Linked DNA regions of Homo sapiens: region 2 is linked to region 1. A link is a loop called in an ENCODE intact Hi-C map of the cell type or tissue named here. Cell type or tissue: mammary epithelial cell. All regions are shown on one strand. Region 1 overlaps PLEKHM2 (pleckstrin homology and RUN domain containing M2). Region 2 has its middle 2.4 kb from the start of FBLIM1.

What was found. A loop is a pair of places that touch in the nucleus more often than their neighbours do. Peaks named below come from ENCODE experiments on the same cell type or tissue, not always from the same donor. Only the 100,000 strongest peaks of a DNase experiment are listed, where the experiment ranks them.
Region 2: it touches region 1 in a loop (2.8-fold over the local background); 7 of 110 quality-filtered maps call a loop at or near these places.

The regions. Positions count from the first base shown.
Region 1 is chr1:15,686,134-15,688,633 of GRCh38, forward strand. The region is part of intron 1 of PLEKHM2 (pleckstrin homology and RUN domain containing M2); the gene reads left to right. Among named protein-coding and RNA genes, the nearest start is that of PLEKHM2, 3.1 kb to the left of the region's middle. In mammary epithelial cell, no CTCF peak of the experiment used is centred here; no DNase peak of the experiment used is centred here; H3K4me3 peaks cover 154 bases.
Region 2 is chr1:15,755,109-15,757,608 of GRCh38, forward strand. It overlaps a transcript of FBLIM1 not described here. Among named protein-coding and RNA genes, the nearest start is that of FBLIM1, 2.4 kb to the right of the region's middle. RefSeq lists an enhancer at 1,040-1,819. In mammary epithelial cell, no CTCF peak of the experiment used is centred here; a DNase peak (open chromatin) is centred at 1,463; H3K4me3 peaks cover 152 bases.

The DNA.
Region 1 (2,500 bases):
TTCACTTTGTAAGTCAGGCTGTCACTTATGAGTTAGGTGTGTTTGTTGAGGTGCATATAATTGTAGGTGTTTGGACAAGGACACTTATTGAGCTGGAATGCACCCCAGAAAATGTCACACTAGAAACTGCAAACCCATCCCTGGGTGTATCACAACCAAAGCCATGGGCAGCATCATTGTTAGGAGCATGGATTCTGGAGTCCAGCTGCCTGATTGAATCCCCGCCCTGCCAAATTAATAACCCTGTAACCTTGGTCAGGCTTATTAACCTCTCCATGCCCAGTTTCTTCATCTGTAAAGCAGGGATAAAATTAGGGATGTTGTGGAGTGTTTTTTTGTTGTTGTTGTTGTTGTTGTTTGTTTTTGAGACAGAGTCTTGCTCTGTTGCCTGGGCTGGAGGGCAGTGGTGTGATCTCGGCTCACTACAACCTCCACCTCCCAGGTTCAAGCGATTCTTCTGCCTCGGCCTCTCGAGTAGCTGGGATTACAGGTGTGCGCCACCACACCCGGCTAAATTTTTTTTTTTTTTTTTTGAGACGGAGTCTCGCTCTGTCGCCCAGGTTAGAATGCAGTGGCCTGATCTCCGCTCAGTGCAAGCTCCGCCTCATGGGTTCACACCATTCTCCTGCCTCAGCCTCCCAAGTAGCTGGGACTATAAGCGCCGGCCACCACGCCCGGCTAATTTTTTTGTATTTTTAGTAGAGACGGGGTTTCACCATGTTAACCAGGGATGGTCTCGATCTCCTCACCTTGTGATCTGCCCGCTTCGGCCTCCCAAAGTGCTGGGATTACAGGCGTGAGCCACGGCGCCCAGCGTCTAATTTTTGTATTTTTAGTGGAGATGGGGTTTCCCCATGTTGGCCAGGCTGGTCTTGAACTCCTGACCTCAAGTGATCTGCCTGCCTTGGCCCCCCGAAGTGCTGGGATTACAGGCATGAGCCACCGTGCCCGACTACTTTTTGTATTTTTTGTAGAGATGGGATTTCGCCCATATTGGTCAGGCTGTGTTATGAAGATTTTGTTTGTTTGTTTTTTGTTTTTTGTTTTTTTTGAGATGGAGTCTTGCTCTGTCACCCAGGCTGGAGTGCAGTGGCGTGATCTCAGCTCGCTGCAAGCTCCGTCTCTCAGGTTCACGCCATTCTCCTGCCTCAGCCTCCCGAGTAGCTGGGACTACAGGTTACAGGCGCCCGCCACTATGCCCGGCTAATTTTTTTGTATTTTTAGTAGAGACGGGGTTTCACCGTGTTAGCCAGGATGGTCTCGATCTCCTGACCTCATGATCCGCTCACCTCGGCCTCCCAAAGTGCTGGGATTACAGGCATGGTGAAGTTTTAATAAACATGTAGAGTGTTTAGCATGGATCCTGGCCCAGTCTTAACTGGTAGCTTTTTTCTTTGTGCAAGAGCCCATTCCTCAATTTTACAAGGTTTGAAGATGGCTCAACTGCCTCACCACCTAAAGGTCGTTCTACAACACCATTTGTTCTTGGTAGCCACTTCCTTTGTGTGTTTGTTTGAGACAACTGCGATGTGATTCTTGCATCATAAATTACATTTGGTTTTCTGAATCAGAGTGTCTGCTTTACTAGGAACCTGTTAGTTTGGCTACAGCAGTAGACATTGAGGACAGCAGTCTTGGGGTCAGATTTGTCCTTGAATGCCAGTCTCACCTAAATGTGTTATATAGCACCTTGAGAGTTGCTTTGCCTTTTTTCTTGCATCCTACCACCAGTAAATGGTCTTACTGGTCATTTTATAAGGATTTTACGTGAAGAAAATGAGATGCATATTTCTGCAAGGAAAGATCCATTGTGTATTTCTATATTTGCAAAGAGTACTTTAGAACTTTTTATGAAAATGAAGCATGCCTACAGGAAAGTGTACAGGTCCTGAGCGGACAGCTTAATGAGTTCTCACAAAGTGAAAACACCTGCATATCCAGCACCCTGACCAAGAAACAGAACATGACCATTATCCCAGAGGGCCCCTCGTTCCCCTCCCAGAAACTACACCCTCAAAGCAACCACTATCCCCAAGGAGTATTGTTGAGTTCAACTATTTTCACACTTAGATTTTGTGATGGTGAATACCCATTATAACACCAGACAGGTGAAACAGCTGTTAATCCATCTGAATCCAAGGCAACCTGTGTTCTGATATGGACACAGAATTCCTGAGGGTGAGAGAGAACTGGAGAGTTTAATAATTAACATGATTAAATGAAAATGATAACAATAGGCCAGGCATGGTGGCTCACGCCTGTAATCCCAGCACTTTGGGAGGCCAAGGTGGATGGATAACTTGAGGCCAGAAGTTCAAGACCAGCCTTGCCAACATGGTGAAACCCCATCTCTACCAAAAATACAGAAATTAGCTGGGTGTGGTGGCGCGTGCCTGTAGTCCCAGCTACTTGGGAGGCTGAGGCAGGGAAGCACTTGACCTGGGAGGTGGAGGTTGCAGTGAACTGAGATCGCGCCATTGCACTCCAGCGTGGGTGACAG
Region 2 (2,500 bases), 69 kb after region 1:
AATAAAAAATAAAAAGTAAGGGAAAAAAATGCATTGACTCTGGAGGTCTGGTAGTAGGATTGCAGGTATGGCTGGATCCAGCAGCTGATGAAATCAGTTATCTTTCTTTCCTATCTCTTTGCTCTGCTGTCCTCTGTGGTGGTCCAAGTGGGGGGCAAAAGTGGTGTCAAGCTTGTATTCTGCCAGCCAACAAGCCCAGAGAGCTGATCTTAGAACTAACAGCCACTATGATTGGCTGGACATGGGTCATGTATACACCAGGCACTGAGAGTGGAAGAGAGGTTCCCCAAACAGAAACTGAGTGCTGTTATCAGAATCAGGGAAAGTAGTGCTGGCTATCAGGAGCCATGGATGTTCCTTGGATTCTCTTGCAGGACAAAGTCACGTCCTTCCCTTCCCTTCAGAACTTTGTCCCTCTTACTAAAACTTCTATCCTTCATGTGGTAGGGAGAGCAAAGGAACTCATCTCTGAACACCTACTGAGCATCAGGTATTTTTACCCACATTTACCCCACCAGATTCTTGCTATGAAGCCACAAGGGACAAACCTGGGTTGGCAACCCCTCGGTTGCAAGAGGAAACTGAGGCCCAGAGAGAAGTGATTTGCCCAAGGCTGGCAAGTGGCAGAGCTGGAATCACTCCCAGATACTGATGTTACTCACAGCTGTATCTGTGTCCCCATCTGACCCGGCCACCATGGGGGAGCTCCCTTTTCTCTATGCTGCTCCTCTCCCCGCCCTGCCTAGCACAGGGCCCCACACACAGCAGCGCCCAGGAAATAAGCATTGGACTGACCTGACTCCAAGCAGGTAGGGTGGAAGATGGAGGATGGAGGAAGGAGCTGGGAGGCCCAAGGGGCTTCTGAGGCTGTCTGCCAAGCTGACCTCTGACCTTTAAAGCCCATGTTTTCCCTTCTGCCCCCTTTCCCTGGGAATATTCGTCCCTATTCTCACACTGGCTCCTCCCCATCTCAGCTTAACCCTCACCTCCTCAGAGAGGATTTCCCCCCACACCCCACACCCCACACCCACCCCACCCCCTTTTGTCTCAGACCCCTTGTCCATTCCTTCATAGCACCTTTTACTATTGGTTATTGTTATGTTAATTTGCTTTATGGTTTGCTCTACCCAATCTCCCTGTAAGGACTGTGGGGACAAGGACTGATCATGTCTGATTTGATCCCGTCGGCTCCTTGACTCATGCATTGCACACAGTAGGTGCCCGGTCAGTGTCTGCTCAGTCAAAGCTCTCCACTGTGGAGGTGCCACCCCCGCCCCGGCAAGCAGACTTGCCCTCAAACCTCTCTTCCACCCCTTCCCTGCCACTCAGGGTCTCAGCTGCCACCATCCTAATAGAAGATTGAGCCCCTTGCCTGCTGGAGCCATCTAAGGGAGAAGAAAGCCGTTGTGAGCCTGGCAGGGAGGGCGGAGGGCAGCAGAGCCTCTGAGCTGGCAGACAAAGGGCGTGTGTTCTCATCCAGCGCACTTCCTGGGTTTCCGTTGCAGGAAGTTTGGCACCTGCCGATCGGTGACATCGACACCCGAGCTGCTGCGGGCCAGGACGAATCCCTCCATCCGGGAGCAGTGGTGGCGGTGGAACAGGTGGCCTGGGGTGCTGGAGGCAGGTAAGCAGAGGCAGTTGAACCCCTCATTCCCCTTGGACTGTCCCAGAGCAAATGTGGGAAGCCTGGGTCCTAGACTAAGTCAGTGTGACCTTGAACAAGGCCCCAAATCAACTCTTCGTTGCCTCACTATCCCACCTGGGGGTGCAACAGGTGGTTCAGGGGCTGTCATGGAGGTGAGGGCAGGCAGCTCCACTTTTATCTCTTAAATAAACTTCTGGGTCACTAAGCATTTGCAAAGGGGTTCTACAGCCAAAAGCGCCTGAAAACCCCCAGATCGCACCTTCCTCCTTTGAGTCCTTCCCGTCTCTGTCGTTCAGAGGGTATGGGGAAGTCTCCTCCAAAGGGTGCTGCAAAGCTGGAGTTTTGGGGGGCAGGGGCAGGATATCACTGCCAAGCCAGGAATGAGCCGAGCAGGGACTCAGACAGCCTTGAGTCCCAGCCTCGCCCTGCTGCACAGAACTCTCAGCACCTCCAAGCCCCAGCTTCCGATTCTGTAAAGGATGGCACTGGTACCTGTTCTTGAGACTAGCAGAGCTGTGTGCCCAGGGACACAGCGGCTCTGGTTTGAATTTGGCTCTGCCATTTGCCCCTAGTGTGGCCTTGAGCCTCTCGGGGCCTCAGTGTCCTTGACCGTGAACAGGAATCATCAGCCCTGGTGCTCATGGCTCTTGTGGGATTAGGATGGGGATGAGGATGGGTACCAGCACCTAGAAAGCCCCTATCAATGGCAGCTCCTGGGACTGCTGCTGTTACTGCAGCTTGGCTGAGAGGATCAAATGGGAAAAGGGGCGACAAGAGGGATGGGAGGGGCGATGATCAGTGGGTGAGGGCGGAGGCAGCCTCCTCTGACCCTCATAAACCAGCCTCCCTCAGAAA